2 separate regions of the Homo sapiens genome follow, and region 1 is linked to region 2. Evidence: read pairs that join two places in POLR2A ChIA-PET (ENCODE). Cell type or tissue: OCI-LY7. All regions are shown on one strand. Each heading gives the region's core, and the rest is flanking DNA. Links, peaks and the distances in the headings are about the cores only.

What was found. Peaks named below come from ENCODE experiments on the same cell type or tissue, not always from the same donor. Only the 100,000 strongest peaks of a DNase experiment are listed, where the experiment ranks them.
Region 1: POLR2A ChIA-PET joins it to region 2 with 7 read pairs; 4 of 35 experiments call an interaction of 5 or more read pairs at or near these places.

Annotation. Positions count from the first base shown.
Region 1 is chr9:35,579,065-35,588,935 of GRCh38, reverse strand. No RefSeq gene overlaps it. Among named protein-coding and RNA genes, the nearest start is that of CIMIP2B, 20 kb to the right of the region's middle. In OCI-LY7, for the core only: no CTCF peak of the experiment used is centred there; no DNase peak of the experiment used is centred there.
Region 2 is chr9:35,634,800-35,644,670 of GRCh38, reverse strand. It overlaps a transcript of CD72 not described here. Among named protein-coding and RNA genes, the nearest start is that of SIT1, 11 kb to the left of the region's middle. In OCI-LY7, for the core only: no CTCF peak of the experiment used is centred there; a DNase peak (open chromatin) is centred at 5,740; H3K4me3 peaks cover 472 bases; H3K27ac peaks cover 3,555 bases.

The DNA of each region.
Region 1 (9,871 bases), core at 3,030-8,029, 56 kb after region 2:
TCCATCTTAAGTTTTTTGTATAATGCGATTTTTGTATAACGTGAGAGATGAGAATCTGGTTTTATTCTTCTACAGTTGGCTTGCCAACTATCTCGGCATCATTTGTTGAATAGGGTGTCCTTTCCCCACTTGATATTTTTTGTTTGCTTTGTCAAAGATCAGTTGGCTGTATTTGGCTTTATTTCTGGGTTCTCTATTCAGTTCCATTGGTCTGTGTGCCTATTTTTTTTTGAGACGGAGTTTTTGCTCTTGTTGCCCAGACTGGATTGCAGTGGCACAATCTTGGCTCACTGCGACCTCCGCCTCCCAGGTTCAAGTGATTCTCCTGCCTCAGCCACCCAAGTAGCTGGGATTAAAGGCACCTGCCACCACACCTGGCTAATTTTTTGTATTTTTAGTGGAGAGGGGGCTTCTCTATGTTGGCCAGACTGGTCTTGAACTCCTGACCTCAGGTGATCCACCCGCCTTGGCCTCCCAAAGTGCTGGGATTAGAAGCATGAGCTACTACGCCTGGCCATATGTGCCTATTTTTATACCAGTATCATACTGTTTTGGTGACTATGGCCTTATAGTATATTTTGAAGTCAGGTAATGTGATATCTCCAGATTTTTTTTTTTTTTTTTTTTTTTGCTTAATCTTGCTTTGGCTATGCAGGCTCTTTTTTGGTTCTGTATGAATTTTAGGATTTTTTTTTTCTAGCTCTGTGAAGAATGATGGTGGTGTTTTGATGGGAATTGCATTGAATTTGTAGATTGCATTTAGCAGTATGGTCATTTTCACAATATTGATTCTACCCATCCATGAGCATGGGATGTGTTTCCATGTTTTTGTGTTATCTATGATTTCTTTCAGCAGTGTTTTGTAGTTTTCCTTGTAGAGGTCTTTCACCTTCTTTGTTAGGTATATTTATAAATATTTTATTTTTTTTGCAGCTATTGTGAAAGGGGTTGAGTTTTTTATTTTATTCTCAGCTTGGTCACTGTTGGTGTATAGCAGAGCTACTCATTTGTGTACATCAATTTTGTATCCTGAAACTTCACTGAATTCAAATTTTGTATGAATCTTTAGGGTTTTCTAGGTATACGATCATATCATCAGTAACAGAGACACTTTGACTTCCTCTTTACTAATTTGGATGCCTTTTCTTTCTTTCTCTTTTCTGATTGCTCTGGCTAGCACTTCCAGAACTATGTTGAATAGAAGTTGTGAAAGTGGGCATCCTTGTCTTGTTCTAGTTCTAAGGTGGAACGCTTTCAACTTTTCCCCATTCAGTGTAATGTTGGTTGTGGGTTTGTTGTAGATGGCTTTTATTACCTTAAGGTATGTCCCTTCTGTGCCAGTTTTGCCGAGGGTTTTAATCATAAAGGGATGCTGGATTTTGTCAAATGCTTTTTCTGTGTCTATTGAGATGACCATGTTTTATAAATTTGGGAACTCCAGTGTTAGGTGCATATATATTTAGAATTGTGATATTTTCCTGTTGGACTAGTTCTTTTATCATTATATAATGTTCCTCTTTGTCTTTTTAAATGGCTGTTGCTTTAAAGTTTGTTTTGTCTGATATAAGAATAGCTATTCCTGCTTGCTTTTGGTGTCCATTTGCATGGCATATCTTTTTCCACCCCTTTACCTTAAGTTTATGTGAATCCTGTGTACTAGGTGAGTCTCCTGAAGACAGCAGAAATTTGGTTGGTTAATTCTTATGCATTCTGCCATTCCGTATCTTTTAAGTGGAGCATTTAGGCCATTTACATTCAATGTTAGTATTGAGATATGAGGTACTAGTCTATTCGTCATGCCATTTTGCCTGAATACCTTTTTTTATTGTATTATTGTCATATAGGTCCTGTGAGATTTATGCTTTAAGGAGATTCTATTTTGGTGTATTTTAAGGATTTGTTTCAAGATTTAGAGACCCTTTTAGCAGTTCTTGTAGTGCTAGCTTGGTAGTGGCGAATTCTCTCAGCATTTGTTTGTCTGGAAGAGACTATCTTTCCTTCATTTATGAAGCTTAGTTTTGCTGGATACAGAATTCTTGGCTGATAATTGTTTTGTTTAAGGAGACTGAAAATAAGACCCCAATCCCTTCTAGATTGTAGGGGTTTCTGCTGAGAAATCTGCTGTTAATCTGATAGGTTTTCCTTTATAGTTTACCTGATGCTATTGCCTCACAGCTCTTAAGATTCTTTCCTTTGTCTTGACTTTAGATAACCTGATGACTATGTGCCTAGGTGATAGTCTTCATGCGATGAATTTCCCAGGTATTCCTTGAGCTTATTGTATTTGGATGTCTAGATCTCTAGCAAGGCCAGGGAAGTTTTCCTCAATTATTCCCTCCAATATGTTTTCCAAACTTGTAGTTTTTTGTTTTGTGTTATTTTGTTTTTGAGACGGAGGTTTGCTCTTGTTGCCCAGGCTGGAGTTCAGTGGTGTGATCTTGGCCCACTGCAACCTCTGCATCCCAGGTTCAAGCAGTTCTCCTGCCTCAGCCTCCCGAGTAGCTGGGATTACAGGCATGCACCACCACACCCAGCTAATTTTGTATTTTTAGTAGAGATGGGGTTTTACCATGTTGGTCAGGCTTGTCTGGAACTCCTGACCTCAGGTGATCCACTCGCCTTGGCCTCCCAAAGTGCTGAGATTACAGGTGTGAGCCACCACGCCTGGTCTCTAGAGGGTATTTAAACCCCAGAAAATTCTGTAACTGATGCTCTTGAGCCACTTGCTTGAGCCCACTCCTACCCTATGGGGTGTGCTTTTACTTAAAATAAGTTTCTGCTTTTACTGCCTTGCTTTGTGTGTTTTGTCTGATTATTTGTTCAAAACGCCAAGAACCTGGACAACTACCCTCAACCAGTAACACTATTGCTCATTTATTTCTGGTGTTCTTGGGTCTTACGGGGTTATAGACTGTGTGACTCCTGGAGGGGAAAGGGTGGCCAACATACAGTCACCTCTGTTTCATGTTTTTGATATACAAGGGAAAGCTATTCTTAAAAGAACAGGTGACTCCCCAGGGAGTCAGGAGTGGTTACAGGGCATGACTTCTTCCCACTCATGGCCACAAACAAAAACAAGCCCAGTTGGAGCACAAACAGGGTCCCTACGGGGTGCGATGCCTACCCTTTGCTGCCAAGTTGTGTCTATAGAGATATTTTTCCCTGTTCTAATTGGGGTGGTTGAACAATCTTTGTTTTCCAAAAGGGGAGGAGGTACTCCCACCTTCCCAGACTAAATAGTTGTTTTTCTCCCATGTGTTCCTTTTTTTTTTTCTCCTGTATGTTCTGATCCAGGGGAAGGAACCATAGATGGTCTCATTGCTTACAAGTTCTATCCCATTTACTTTGCTGTGGCATTGGGAACTTGGCAACTAAGGCTGGATCAGAGCATTGCAGGAAACTTGGCTTTTGTGTCATTAACACAACACTGGGTGCCAAAGATAGAATCATTAGTGCACTAGAAGTATAGATACCCAACTTTCCAGGTCCACATAATAGCAGTGAGGGGGTTCAGGTGGAACCCATTAAGTGGGGGAGAGTTCCATCTAACAAGTAATAGTCTGGGGAGAGGCAGTGAGATTTTTCCGGGTAGGCCTTATGGACTTGCTTTTTAATCAGCTGTAACTCTGCCTCAGCCTCCTTTGTTAATTGTTGAGGGCTAGTGAGACTAAGATCTCCTCTAAGGATAGAAAATAGATTACTCATGGCATAGGTAGGAATGCCTAGAGCAGGTTGTGTCCAATTAATGGTCTTTAGTCATTTTTGAAAGTCATTTAATGTTTTCAATTGATCTCTACGTATGGTTACTTTCTGTGGCACAATTGTAGTGTCATTTACTAAGGTCCCCAAGTAGGAGTAAGGAGTAGTAGTCTGAAATTTGTCAGGGGCTATAATTAAACTGGCAGGAAAAATCAAGTTTTGCAAGTGATCATAACATTGGAGTAATATTTCTCGAGTGGGGGCAGCACAAATTATATCTTCTATACAATGAGTAATGTAACACTGTGGAAATTTTTTACGAGTCGGTTCAATTGCTTGTCTTACATAAGTCTGGCAAATTGTTGGACTGTTCAACATGCCTTGAGGCAACACTTTCTAATGAAAATGCTTAGCAGGCTGCAGGTTGTTTACTGCAAGAATTGTAAATGCAAACCATTCAGTCTTGCTTAGCTAAGGGGATAGTAAAGAAACAGTCTTTTAAATCTATGACTATTAAAGACCAGTTTTTTGGAATCATAGCAGGAGAAGGCAGTCCTGGCTGTAATGTCCCCATAGGTTGTATAATTGAATTAATGGCCCTTAAGTCAGTTAACATTCTCCATTTACCTGATTTTTTCTTAATTATGAAAACTGGAGAATTCCAAGGGGAAAATGTTGGAGCTATGTGTTCTTTTTCTAATTGTTCAGTAACTAAGTCCTCTAAAGCCTCCAGTTTCTCTTTACTCAGTGGCCATTGTTCTATCCAAATTGGCTTATTCATTAACCATTTTAAAGGTATAGGTTCTGGAGGCTTAAAAATGGCCGCCATCAAAAATAATAATCTTAAACCTTGGTGGGAAATTTGTCTTTCCGCTTGAAGCGGTTCCTTCGAACTTTGCAAATTTTTTCCTAGTCCCGTACCAGGAACATACCCCATTTTATGCATCATATGTTGACTTTGAGGGCTGTATAATTGTTCTGGAATTAGAACTTGTGCTCCCCATTGTTGTAATAAATTTATAGGTACAGAAGTTATAATTGGTTGAATAGTCCAGGTTGTCCATTGGGCCCTTCACAATGCAAAATATAACTACTTTAATATACTTCAGGGGCTTTACCAACTCCAACTATGTTAAATTGAGCGGGTTGAATTGGCCACGTGGACGGCCAGTGCTGTAGATAAATGATTGAAACGTCCACTCCTGTATCTACCAAACCTTTAAATTTCTTTCCCTGAATAGTTATTTCACAGGTAGGATGTTTATCAGTAATTTGATTCACCCAATAAACTGCTTTGCCTTGTTTATTTGTGCTTCCAAATCCTCCTGTTCATTTAATTTCACTTTTCCCCATTTCTACATATGGCACAATCAGGAGTTGTGTTATATGCTGTCCTGGCTCTGCTTTCCAGGGAACAGAAGTAGATATAACAACGTGAATTTCCCCATTGTAATGTGAATCAGTGACTCCTGTTTGTACTTGCACTCCTTTTAAATTTAAACTAGACCTGTCTAGAAGTAATCCTATTGTCCCAGCTGGCAAGGGTCCACAGACCCCTGTTGGAACTTTTTTGCAGAGGTTCCCCAGGCAGAAGGCTCCACAGCTTTTGTGCAGCATAAATCTACTGCGGCACTACCGGCTGTGGCAGGGGACAGACATTGTATAGGGGTGAGGGAATGGCCTGAGCCGGAAATGCCCCGGTTTGGAACGGGCCTGGGACGGGCCCTGAACGGGCCCCTCATGGCATTTCCCGAAATTGGGTTTCCATCCTTATCAAATTTAGAATGATGCTGATTGGCCCAATGTTTTCCTTTTTTACACTTCAGGCATATACCTGGTTCATACTGATAGCCTGTTTAAACTCTTTAAGTAATTTAAAGAGAAAAGCCTCAAATATAGCTATAATATTTCTCTGTTGATCTGGGGGGTATATCCTAACAGGGAACTGCCAAGCCTCTATATCACCCTCTCCTTTTCTTTCTTTTTTTTTTTTTTTGAAACGGGTCTCACTCTGTCACACAGGCTGGAGTGCAGTGGCACGATCTCTGCTCACTGCAAGCTCTGCCTCCCAGGTTCATGCCGTTCTCCTGCCTCAGCCTCCCCAGTAGCTGGGACTACAGGAGCCCGCCACCATGCCCGGCTAATTTTTTTTGTATTTTTAGTAGAGACGGGGTTTCACTGTGTTAGCCAGGATGGTCTCGATCTCCTGACCTCGTGATCCGCCCACCTCAGCCTCCCAAAGTGCTGGGATTACAGGTGTGAGCCACCAGTTCCGGCCTATATCACCCTCTCTTCTAGCTTGCTGGATTCCTGCCTGAATAGAACTGACAGCAGTCACTCGAAGAGCTGCTCGAACAGTCACTGGGGCAACTACTTTTCGCCCAGTGTCCTCCGTAAAAGAAAGATCTGGAGGGTCAGGCTGCTCTTTTTCTTCAAAATAAGGAGGGAGTGCAGAAAGGTAGGGATGAACTCTTCCTCCTTTGCCTCTTTAGCTTTAGCTGGCAAACAAACCTGCTCTGTTACCTTTTCTGTTACTTTGTTATACTCTCCTTCCTCCTCATCATCAGTGTGAAAAGGTTCCAAGGTGGGACGAACCAGAGCCCACACTTGTCCCATTGTTACCCTGATGCTTCTGAGCTCCCCTTCTTACTCACTACAGGGATTGCTTAAGAGTACTTGGGTGTCCTCCAGCTTAGTTCCACATTCTCCAACCATTGCTCCGGCAACCCTTCGATCTGGGTTCGAGCCCCACTTGCTGAGACCAGCTCCGTCGTGGAGACCCTAACCCAGCCGTGCTGGAGGAATTAAAGACACACACACAGAAATATGTAGTGTGGAGTGGGAAATCAGGGGACTCAACAGCCTGCAGAGCTGAGAGCCCCAAACAGAGTTTGACCCACATATTTATTGACAGCAAGCCAGTGATAAGCATTATTTCTATAGATTATAGATTAACTAAAAGTATTCCTTACAGGAAACAAAGGGATGGGCCGAAACAAAGGAATGGGCTCTGGCTAGTTATCTGCAGCAGCAACATGTCCTTAAGGCACGGATCGCTCATGCTATTGCTTGTGGTTTAGGAACACCTTTAAGCAGTTTTCTGCCCTGTGTGGGCTAGGTGTTCCTTGCCTTCATTCCAGTAAATCCACAACCTTCAGTGTGGGTATCATGGCCATCACGAACATGTCACAGTGCTGCAGAGATTTTGTTTATGGCCAGTTTTGGGGTCAGTTTATGGCCAGATTTGGGGACCAGTTCCCAACACATGGCTGTAATCCCAGCTACTCAGGTGGCTGAGGCACAAGAATCACTTGAACCTGGGAAGAAGAGTTACAGTGAGCCAAGATTGCACCACTGCACTTTAGCCTGGGCAACAGAGTGAGACTCTGCCAAAACAAAACAAAACAAAACAAAGAGTACCTGAGACTGGGTAATTGTAAAGAAGAGAGTTCAATTGACTCACAGTTCCACGTGGTTGGGGAAGCCTTAGGAAACTTACAATCATGGCAGAAGGCAAAGGGGAAGTAAGGCACATCTTACATGGCAGGAGAGAGAGAGAGCGAGGGAGGAAGTGCTACACACTTTTAAATCATCAGATTTCATGAGAACTCACTATCGTGAGAACAGCCTGGGGGAAATCCGCCCCTAAGATTCAACCGTGTTTCTCCCCCAACATTGGAAATTATAATTCAATATGAGATTTGGGTGGAGATACAGAGCCAAACCATAGTATTCCGCCCTGGCCCCTCCCAAATCTCATGTCCTTCTCACATTTTGAAACACAATCATGCCTTCTCAATAGTCCCCCAGAGTCCTAACTCATTCCAGCATTAACCCAAAAGTTCAAGTCCAAAGTCTCATCTGAGACAAGGCAAGTCTGTTCTGCCTATGATCCTGTAAAATAAACAAGGTAGTTCCAAGATACAGTGGGGGTATAGGCATTGGGTAAATGCTCTTATTCCAAATGGTAGAAATTGGCCAAAACAGCCGAGTACAGTGGCTTACGCCTATAATCCTAGCACTTTTGGAGGCCAAGGTGGGTAGATCACTTGAGTCAGGAGTTTGAGACCAGCCTGGCCAACATGGTAAAACCATGTTTCTACTAAAAATATGAAAATTAGCCAGGAGTGGTGGCACACACCTGTATTCCTAGCTACTGGGGAGGCTCAGGCAGGAAGATCGCTTGAACCTGGGGGATAGAGGTGGCAGTGACCCGAGATGATGCCATTGGACTCCAGCCTGGGTGACAGAGTGAGACTTCATCTCAAAAAAAAACCAAAAATAACAACAACAACAACAAAAACACAAAGGGGCTACAGGCCCCATGCAAGTCCAAAACCCAGCAGAGCAATCATTAAATCTTAAAGCCCCCATATAATTTCCTTTGACTCCATGTCTCACATCCAGGGCATACTGATGCAAAAGGTGGGCTCCCAAGGCCTTCGACAGCTCCACCCCTGTGACTCTGCATGGTATGGCCCCTTGGGGGGCTTTCATGGGCTGGGATTGAGTGCCTGTGGCTTTTCCAGGCACATGGTGCAAGCTGTCAGTGGATCTACCATTCTGGAGTCTGGGGGACAGTGGCCCTCTTCTCACAGCTCCGCTAGGCAGTGCCCCAGTGGGGACTCTTGTGGGGGGGGGTGCTCCAACTTCACATTTCCTCTCCACATTGCCCTAGTAGTGATTCTCCATGAGTGCCCTCCACTGCAGCAGAATTCTGCCTGGACATCCAAGCATTTCCATACATCCTCTGAAAACTAGGTGGTGGCTTTCAAACTCTTGCCTTCTGTGCACCCACAGGTGCAACACCACATGGAAGCCACCAAGGCTTGGGGCTTGCACCCTCTGAGGCCACAGCCTGAGCTGTACCTTGGCCCCTTTGAGCCATGGCTGGAACTGAAGTGGCAGGGTACCATGTCCTGAGGCCGCACTGAGCAGTGGGGCCCTAGGCCCAGCCCATGAAACCATTTTTCTCTCTAGGCCTCTGGGCCTGTGATGAGAGAGGCTGCTGTGAACATCTCAGAAATGTCCTGGAGGCATTTTCCCCATTGTCTTAGTGATTAACATTTGGCTCTTCTCTACTTATGCAAATTTCTGCAGCCAGCAGCTTGAATTTCTCCCAAGAAAATGGGTTTTTCTTTTCTACCACATAATCAGGCTGCAAATTTTCTAAACTTTTATGCTCTGCTTCTCTTTTAAACATAAGTTCCAATTTCAGACCATCTCTTTGTGAACACATATGACTGTACACTGTTAGGAGCAGCCAGGTCACATCTTGAACACTTTCTTTCTTAGAAATTTCTTCCACCAGATATCCTAAATCATCTCTCTCAAGTTCAGAGTTCCACAGATTCCTTAGAGCAGAGGCACAATGCCACCTGTCTCTTTGCTAAAGCATAGCAAGAGTGACCTTTGCTCCAGTTCCCAATAAATTCCTCATCTCCATCTGATCATCTCCATCTGAGATTACCATCTCAGATTTCACCGTCCATATCACTATCAGCATTTTGGTCAAAACCATTCAACAAATCTCTAGGAAGTTCCAAACTTTTCCCACACCTCCCTGTCTTCTTCTGAGCCCTCTAAACTGTTCCAAACTCTGCCCATTACCCAGTTCTAAAGTCACTTCCACATTTTCAGGTATCTTTACCCTACTCTTGGTACCAATTTTCTGTGGTCTGTTTTCACAATGCTATAAAGAAACTACCTGAGACTGGGTAATTTATAAAGAAAAGAGATTTAATTGACTCACAGTTCCACATGGCTAGGGAGCCCTCAGTAAACTTACAATCATGGTGGAAGGCAAAGGGGAAGCAAGACACATCTTACAATGGTGGTATGAGAGTGAGTTAGCAAAGTGGGGAAGTGCTACACACTTTTAAACCACCAGATCTTGTGAGAACTGAGTCACTATGATGAGAACAGCATGGGGGAAATCCGCCTTCATGATTCAGTCACCTCCCATCAGGTCCCTCCCCCAATACTGGAAATTACAATTCAACCTGAGATTTGGGTGGGGACACAGAGTCAAACCATATCAGAAGGGTAGTGGGGAATTGCTGGGGGAGGGTGGGGATGGTGAATGGGTACAAAAATAGAATGAATTAGGCCCATTATTTGATAGCACAATGGGGTGACTATAGTCAATAATTTAATTGTATATTTTAAAATA
Region 2 (9,871 bases), core at 3,213-8,212:
TTATAAATTTCTAGAATCATATAGCCAAAAGGAGGCTGACAGATCTGGCCCAAAGTTACACCCACTGCAGGAACTGCCCTATGATTTCTTCTTGAACACTTCCAGAAGCTGAACCTCTCCTTGGTAAGGACCTCACTACCTTTCCAAGGACTCTCTTCCAATCTTTCTGATTGATAGAACTTTTAAAATTTGGAACCAAAGTTGGCTTCCTTGTTACTTGTCTCACTGGTTCTGTCGATACTGGTCTGACAGCCCTGGAGGAATTGGGAGCCAGTCCTTACAAATAACCTAGGTCTTTTTTTTTTTTTTTTTTTTTTTTTGAGACAGAGTTTCACTCTTGTTGCCCAGGCTGGAATACAGCGGTGTGATCTTGGCTCACTTCAACCTCCACCCCACCCCTGGTTTCAAGCGATTCTCCTGCCTCAGCCTCCAGAGTAGTTGGGACTACAGGCACTCGCCACCATGCCTGGCTAATTTTTTGTATTTTTAGTAGAGATGGGGTTTCACCATGTTGGCCAGGATGGTCTCAAACTCCTGACCTCATGATCCACCCACCTTGGCCTCCCAAAGTGTTGGGATTACAGGCATGAGCCACCATGCCTGGCCTTTCTTTCTTTTTTTTTTTTTTCCTTTTCAGGAGAAGCGTTCTAAAGTGCCTTCTACAGTTTGTTTGTTTGTTTGTTTTGAGACGGAGTTTTTCTCTGTCACCCAGGCTGGAGTACAATGGTGCGATCTTGGCCCCACTGCAACCTCCACCTCCAGATTTAAGCAATTCTCCTGCCCCAGCCTCCCAACCTCTGGAGTAGCTGGGATTATTGGGGCGTGCCAATACGCCCGGCTAATTTTTGTATTTTTAGTAGAGATGAGGTTTCACTATGTTGGCCAGGCTGGTTTTGAATGCCTGACCTCAGGTGATCTGCCTGCCTCCGCCTCCAAAAGTGTTGGGATTACAGGCGTGAGTTACCCAGCCCGGCCCCTTCTATAGTTCTTTTACAGACTTTATTTGCAGCTTACTCATCACTCCCTTTCGGCTTGATCCTTAACGTGTGGCACTAAGAAGTCAATCTAGTACTGGGAACACATAGTTGGGGGCCATCTCTTTGACTCGGCGCGCTTAGTCTACCAGGCCTTTGTTTGTAAGGAATCAAGTCTTTAAGTGAAGCGTTGTTTATTGTAAGGACACATGGGGCAATCAGGAGGCCTAAATGGAATGGGAATCCCAGAGCAGTGGCTATGGTGTGAGTAGACCTCTGCAGACTGTTATTGGATCTCAGATCTCTGCAGTGCTGGGGACTGTCACGCGCGTCTGTGATGGTCCAGGGGGCTTCCAAGGCGATTGGGCAGTGTCGGTCTTCAGCTGCTAAGCCGAGCAGATGTGGGAAGGAGTCAGCCAAGGAACGTTGGGTTTGAGCTCCAGGAGCTTTAGGAATGGTGGCGATGTGAGTCGGACAGTCCAACCTCCAGTGGGGGCCCACACAGACAGGGCACGGCCTAGGAGGAATCCCGAGCTGTGGGCATTCTCAGGCCCAGTGGCCAGGCTTTTGGCATTTGAAGCCAGGTCCACGAGGAGGTTTTGAAGGAGCCCCTGGGAACTGTGGCTTGGATGTTCTGAAGTTTTTGTGTGCTGGAGACGTGGTTGTGGGTTGTCTTACAGCAGAGGCGAGTAGCTGTAACTCAGAGATGCCTTGTCACTTGGCTGCCTCTTCTCTATTATTGTACACCTTGAAGGCAAGGTTAATTAAGTCCTGTTGTGGGGTTTGAGGGCCGGAATCCAATTGTTGGAGTTTTTTCCTAATATCAGGAGCAGATTGGGTGATAAAATGCATATTAAGAATAAGGCGGCAACCCAAAAGCAACTAAGAGGGTTCCTTGGCATAACAGGCTTCTGCCGAATATGGATTCCCAGGTACAGCGAAATAGCCAGGCCATTATATACACTAATTAAGGAAACTCAGAAAGCCAATACCCATTTAGTAAGATGGACACCTGAAGCAGAAGCGGCTTTCCAGGCCCTAAAGAAGGCCCTAACCCAAGCCCCAGTGTTAAGCTTGCCAATGGGGCAAGACTTTTCTTTATATGTCACAGAAGAAACAGGAATAGCTCTAGGAGTCCTTACACAGGTCCGAGGGATGAGCTTGCAACACGTGGCATACCTGAGTAAGGAAATTGATGGAGTGGTAAAGGGTTGGCCCCATTGTTTACGGATAGTGGCAGCAGTAGCAGTCTTAGTATCTGAAGCAGTTAAAATAATACAGGTGATCTTACTGTGTGGCCATCTCATGATGTAAACAGCATACTCACTGCTAAAGGAGACTTGTGGCTGTCAGACAACCATTTACTTAAATATCAAGCTGTATTACTTGAAGGGCCAGTGCTGCGACTGTGCACTTGTGCAACTCTTAACCCAGCCACATTTCTTCCAGACAATGAAGAAAAGATAGAACATAACTGTCAACAAGTAATTGCTCAAACCAGTGCCGCTAGAGGGGACCTTTTAGAGGTTCCCGTGACTGATCCCGACCTCAACTTGTATACTGATGGAAGTTCCTTTGTAGAAAAAGGGCTTTGAAAAGCAGGGTATGCAGTGGTTAGTGATAATGGAATACTTGAAAGTAATCCCCTCACTCCAGGAACTAGTGCTCAGCTGGCAGAACTAATAGCCCTCACTCGGGAACTAGAATTAGGAGAAGGGAAAAGGGTAAATATATATACAGACTCTAAGTATGCTCACCTAGTCCTCCATGCCCATGCAGCAGTATGGAGAGAAAGGGAATTCCTAACTTCCAAGGAAACACCTATCAAACATCTGGAAGCCATTAGGAGATTACTATTGGCTGTACAGAAACCTAAAGAGGTGACAGTCTTACACTGCCGGGGTCACCACAAAGGAAAGGAAAGGGAAATAGAAGGGAACCGCCAAGCAGATATTGAAGCCAAAAGAGCCACAAGGCAGGACCCTCCATTAGAAATGCTTATAGAAGGACCCCTAGTATGAGGTAATCCCCTCCAGGAAACCAAGCCCCAGTACTCAGAAGAAGAAATAGAATGAGGAACCTCAAGAAGACATAGTTTCCTCTCCTCAAGATGGCTAGCCACCGAAGAAGGAAAAATACTTATGCCTGCAGCTAACCAATGGAAATTACTTTAAACCCTTCACCAAATCTTTCACTTAGGCATTGATAGCACCCATCAGATGGCCAAATTATTATTTACTGGACCAGGTCTTTCAAAACTATCAAGCAGATAGTCAGGGCCTGTAAAGTGTGCCAAAGAAGTAATTCCCTGCACTGCAGGCCATACATTTCAATCCCTGTATCTTTAACCTCCTTGTTAAGTTTGTCTCTTCCAGAATTGAAACTGTAAAACTACAAATGGTTCTTCAAATGGAGCCCCAGATGCAGTCCATGACTAAGATCCACCACAGACCCCTGGACCAGCCTGCTAGCCCATGCTCCGATGTTAATGACATCGAAGGCACCCCCCCCGAGGAAATCTCAACTGTGCAACCCCTACTATGCCCCAATTCAGCAGGAAGCAGTTACAGCGGTCATCAGCCAACCTCCCCAACAGCACTTGGGTTTTCCTGTTGAGAGGGGGCACTGAGAGACAAGACTAGCTGGATTTCCTAGGCCGACTAAGAATCCCTAAGCGTAGCTGGGAAGGTGACTGCATCCACCTTTAAACATGGGGCTTGCCACTTAGCTCACACCCAACCAATCAGAGAGCTCACTAAAATGCTAATTAGGCAAAAACAGGAGGTAAAGAAATAGCCAATCACCTTTTGCCTGAGAGCACAGCAGGAGGGACAAGGATCGGGATATAAACCCGGGCATTCAAGCCGGCAATGGCAACCCCCTTTGGGTCCCCTCCCTTTGTATGGGAGCTCTGTTTTCACTCTATTAAATCTTGCAACTGCACTCTTCTGGTCCATGTTTGTTACGGCTCGAGCTGAGCTTTCGCTCCCCGTCCACCACTGCTGTTTGCCACTGTCGCAGACCTGCCGCTGACTCCCATCCTGCTGCTGACTCCCATCCCTCCAGATCCGGCAGGGTGTCTGCTGTGCTCCTGACCCAGTGAGACTCCCATTGCCACTCCCGATCGTGCTAAAGGCTTCCCATTGTTCTTGCACGGCTAAGTGCCTGGGTTCGTCCTAATCGAGCTGAACACTAGTCACTGGGTTCCACAGTTCTCTTCCGTGACCCACGGCTTCTAATAGAGCTATAACACTCATCGCATGGCCCAAGATTCCATTCCTTGGAATCCGTGAGGCCAAGAACCCCAAGTCAGAGAACACAAGGCTTGCCACCATCTTGGAAGCGGCTCACCACCATCTTGGGAGCTCTGTGAGCAAAGACCCACGGTAACACTAACAGGGTCATGGGAATCACCAAATTTATAGCTAGTTGTTCAGAAGTGTGGGTGACCTGGGGACCCCCAAAGTACAGCTGGAATCTGAAGAGAAGATTTGTGAAGGATTAAGCCCTTAACTTATGGAGTCTGCACTAACTGTAGATGGTCAGTGCCAGAAATGGCTTTTAGTACACCAATTTTGGTTGAAACAGAAAAATGTCACAGAATGAAAACCATTTTAGTAAATAGCAATAATTCAGTCATTTTTGGTGGAAATTCTTTGATGTGATCTAAACCAAAATGAGATCAGCTTTGCTTCAAAAAGATTTTGCCAAATAAGAGAAACTGCTGAATATTTAACGTTTAAAATATCAATTTCTATGTATTTTTTCCTTTTTCATGGTGTTCAGGAATTAATTTTGTTAGCAGTCAAGATTGCTTAATCCTCAGAGTTACATTTCCATTTTGCAAAGTAACAACTGGTTGGTTTTTACTCTTAGTTTCCCTTTCCCCAGCCAGCATGTAAACAACCTGCCATATTGTTGCAAAAAGGCAAATAGGGTTAAAATTGGAGACAAGACTTCCATCATTTTTGCCAAGCAGAGAGGGAAGAACTCAGTAATCACATAATTCTGCTCAAACTAAGTGTATCTGAGAACTATTCAAATGTTCACAGGAGGACAGATGACCTCTTTTTTCTCCATTTCTCTTTGGATGTTACACTTTGTCATTTGTCATCAAAATTGGCCTTTTCCTTTATCTCTTTGTGGTAAAGCTTGATGGCATCTGAATTTACACTGTCTCCTTGACAGTTGTGCTGCTTCTGCTTCTTTCTGGCAGTTTCTACTTTTCCTTTCATTTTATTATCCTGCTTTTTATTTCAATTTTGTTTTTATAGTCTCTGTGTACTGTCTTGACCTTTAGATGGTCTTACCTTCAACATGGCAAGGATGTCACACTACCACGTACAAATAACAATGTGCTTTCTTAGCTCATTTCCCTAGCATGACTTTTTTTGAGATGTCAAAAGCAAGTTTTTGAGAAACCAATTGCATTTTTATTTTGCCCTAAGGGTGCTTAACCCAATGTCTCTTCTTTTATTATTATTTTATTACCCAAGGGAAAAAAAATTTACTTAGTTTATTTTTTTAAAGCCAGTACTTTGCTCATCAATTAATGTTTGTTGAATTTATTCCTACTGGATGAGTAGTTGTATTCTTTTGAAATAATGTGTCAAATCTTTGTGCCCAAAGATTAAAAAAATAAAAGTAAAATACATCTAAAAAAAAAAAAAAAGAATAAGGCGGCCTTCCGGCCCCTCTGGGTCTAGGGCGGTAAAGCGTCTAAGGGTTGCTGCCAAGCGGGCCAGGAACTGGGCTGGGTTTTCGCCTTTACCTTGGGTAGTTTCCTTTAGCTTGTCAGAATTAACAGCTTTGTGTGCTGCCTTTTTAAGCCCTTCAACTAGGCAGGAAATCATGTAATCTCGCCTAGCTATACCTGGGGAATCTGCCTGATAGTTCCTTTGGGGGTCCTCTCGGGGAACTGCTCTGATGCCTTCCTGGAGGCCTGGCTCATGAAGCCAGCGGTTGTCAGCGTGAGACTGGGCTAGAGAAAAAACTCTTTCCTGTTCATCTGGGGAGAGGGTGGAAGTCAGGATGACATTTAAGTCACTGCAGGTTAACTTGCAGGACAGAGTTAGATATCGGAATTCCTGTATATATTTAGCGGGGTCTGATGAGAAAGAGCCCAAACACTGGCTGATTTGGGAAAAGTCTGATACAGAAAAAGGCGCATGTACCCAGACTATGCCTTCAGCTCCAGCCACTTCTCTAAGAGGAAATTGTTGGGCAGGTGGGGGAGAGCTAGTCGCAGAACAAAACTGTAAGCCAGACTGGGTGTGAGGAGGGGAGGTGATAGAAGGGTTATAGGGTGGGGGAGCGGAGGCTGAAGAGGAGCTGGAGCCTGATTCAGCCTGGTGGGGAGCGACCTGAGGAGGAGCAGTCTGGGGAGGAGGGGAGAGGTCAGATGGGTCGGTAGAAAAGGAAGATTCAAAAGACCCAGCAACACTTGGGGTTGGGACTGAAGGGACAGGTGGGAGGGAAAGAAGGAGGATTTGGGACAAGTCGCATTGGGAACAGAGACTAGGGAGAGAATGAAGTGTGAAAGACGCCCGGATGTACGGCACCTCCGACCATTTGCCCATTTTTCGACAAAAATTATCTAGGTCTTGTAGGATAGACAAATTGACAGTGCCGTTCTCTGGCCACTTGGAACTATTTTCGAGTTTGTATTGGGGCCAAGTGGTATTGCAGAAGAAAATAAGGCATTTAGGTTTTAGGTCAGGTGTGAGTTGAAGGGGTTTTCAAGAACACAGGCTAAGGGAAAAGATGGGGGAATCGAGGGTGGAAGGTTGCCCATAGTGAAGGAGGTAAGTTTAAAGAGAAAGGTAGAGACACGGAGCAGGGGGTGATGAGCAGCCCTGGGCTGCAATGTGGGTGAGCAGCCAAAGCAGGCGTCCCCACAATTGACTTGCCACCAAGGGAATGTGGGTGAATGACCAAGGCAGGCATCCCCGTGGTGATCAGACACCAATGAAATGTGGGTGAATAATCAGGCAGGCATCCCCGCAGTGATTAGACACCAAGGGAAGGCTGTCTTCCTGAGTCCATGACCAGCGCCGGAGTTTTGGGTCCACAGATAAAATGTGTCTCCTTTGTCTCTACTAGAGAGGAAAAAGAACTGGAATTGGAAGGACAGGGAGATTGAAGGGTAGCAAGAGAGGGAGATTGAAGGGTAGCAAGAGAGGCTGGAGAAGAGAGTGAAAAGACCGCTTACCCAATTTGAAATTGGTGAGATGTTCCTTGGGCTGGTTGGTCTGAGGACCCGAGGTTGTAGGTGGATCTCCTCACAGAGTTAGGGCGAGGACAGGGGACCCGCCTCCCGAAGGAGTCCTCCTGTCCCGGGTCTTCAGCACCAAATGCCATGCACGTCTGTGTGAAGAGACCACCAAACAGGCTTTGTGTGAGCAATAAGGCTGTTTATTTCACCTGGGTGCAGGCGGGCTGAGTCCGAATAGAGAGTCAGCAAAGGGTGATGGGATTATCATTAGTTTTTATAGTTTTGGGATAGGCGATAGAGTTAGGAGCAATTTTTTGCGGGCAGGGGGTAGATCTTCTTACAAAGTACGTTCTCAAGCGTGGGGAGAATATTACAAAGTACCTTCTTAAGGGTGGGGAGGGTGTATCGTACAAAGTACATTCACAAGGGTGGGGGAATATCACAAAGTACTTATCGCAAGGGTGGGGAGGGTGTATTGTCACAAAGTCAATTGATCAGTTAGGGTGGGGCAGAAACAAATCACAATGGTGGAATGTTATCAGTTAAGGCAGGAACTGGCTATTTTAACTTCTTTTGTGGATCTTCAGTTGCTTCAGGCCATCTGGATGTATCCGTGCAGGTCACAGGGGATATAATGGCTTTTCTTGGGCTCAGAGGCCTGACAGGGACCTCAGTGACAGGACTATGTGGGACTTCAGGATCCTGCTCCTCTAGTTCCAAGACTCAGATACTCTCTTCATTTCTGACCTCGTGATCCACCCGCCTAGGCCTCCCAAAGTACTGGGATTACAGGCGTGAGGCACTGCGCCCGGCCAGAAAGTTCTTAAGAAATTACTTATAGGTGAAGAGGGTCTTTGGAAGCGATGTGGCCAGGGTCTCTCCATCTTTGGCCCTGCTCTGCAGTCTCTCAAAGATGGGTTTAAACTTCCAGCTTGGTTTTGTTACAAGGAGGGAACAGATTTAAGTGATTCTCATTTCTTCATTTCTACTTCTTTTATTTATATTCCATTTCTTCCCACTTTGCTAACTTGCTTCCCTATCCTTTACTGTATATTCTCTACTTAGTTGTTCTGGTTCCTTATAACAGCTTCATATTTCCTCTTCGGTCTTGTGACCTCAGTTAAATGTTTAATTATAGAAATAATGTGCACGTGGTTAAAAAAAAAGTCAAATAGAACCAAAGGCTACACAACAGTGGTTCTCAACCAGGGGTGACTTTGCCCCCACCCCCTGCAGGAAACATTTAGGGCATGTCTGGAAACATTTTTGGTTTTCACAACTGGGGAGGGGGTGGTAGTGGAAAGAGGTCAAGGATGCTGTTAAACAACCTACAAAACTCAGGTCAGCTACTCACAATAAGGAATTTCTCACCCAAAATTTATAGTGCTGAGGGTGAGAAATCCTAGCATAGGGGAAAAAATAAAAGTAAAAACCTCTCTCCCCCAATTCCAATTCCTACTCCCAGTCATAGTTCCCAGAGGTAACTACTTTCAACACTTCCTGGCTTTAAGTGTTTTGGTGACTTTTTATTTGTTAATAGTGATACTTAGACCTCTTAGAGCAAGAGAATTCTAGGAAACTCTAGTGAGGTTCTCCATTCCACACCCCCTCTGACAACTCCAGCTATAGGTGACAAACTTTAAGTGGGCTCCTCTGGGCTCCAAGCAGAGAGAATTCCTTATAGACAAGTTCTGGAAAACAGCCTCAGAGCCAAAAGCAAGGACTTTCAGGAAGAAAGCAAGTCTCAGAGACAGCCTGCTTCCCAAGGACAATCATGACTCTTCTGGGTCTTAACTACCAGCAAAACTAATGGTGGATTTAATTTCTCAGCCCTTGAGGCTGGGAGAATGCAGAAAAACCAGAGGGCAGAGGAACCTGCTGGCAGAGACAGCTGAATCCCTGACAGAAAAAATGAGAGCCTGGAAGAGATATGTGTGAAGCTCAAACACAAAAGATTTCCTTGAACTAGAAAATGTGATCTCAGAACTAAAAATTTCCATTGATAAATCAAAGGAGAGGACAGTCATTGCTGAAACCCCAAAATAGGTCTAGAAAATTAAATAGAAAAAAAGTCTCAAAATCTAGCACAAAAATATAGAATTGCAAATATGTGGTAGAAGGTAGAAGCCTGGAACAGATAGAGTAGACTTAACCTGCAAATGCTGTGGGTTCCAGGAGAAAAAGGAACAAGAGAGGAGAGATCATAATTAAATAATAGATGAAATTTCTCTAAGCTGAAGAAAGAATGATTCCAGCTCCAATTGAAACGAAAAGACACACACTCAGCTACATATAGGCAAAAATTCCAAAACTCTAAGAATATAGGAAATCTTACATACTTTAAGGCAGAAAGCAAGTTATTTTTTCTCATCTGCAACCCTGAAAGTTAAAAGACCCCCAGATGGAATGTGGGCTAATGAAAGAAAAGGCCTGCAACCTATACCCAGCCAAGGAAGAAAAAAAGATTTGCAAAAATCACTGAGTACCTCATCTGAGAAATACTTTTGAGAAGAGACTCTAATAAACAACAAATGAATCCTAACACAGACTTCAAGACAGGGGAAGAGAAGAAGCAAGAAACCAGTGGGGAGCAACGAACCATGTCTGTTTATGAGGTGTAACATATATGCTAAATAAGGACTCTTGAAACAGATGGAACACACTATAAGGGAAATTCTAATAA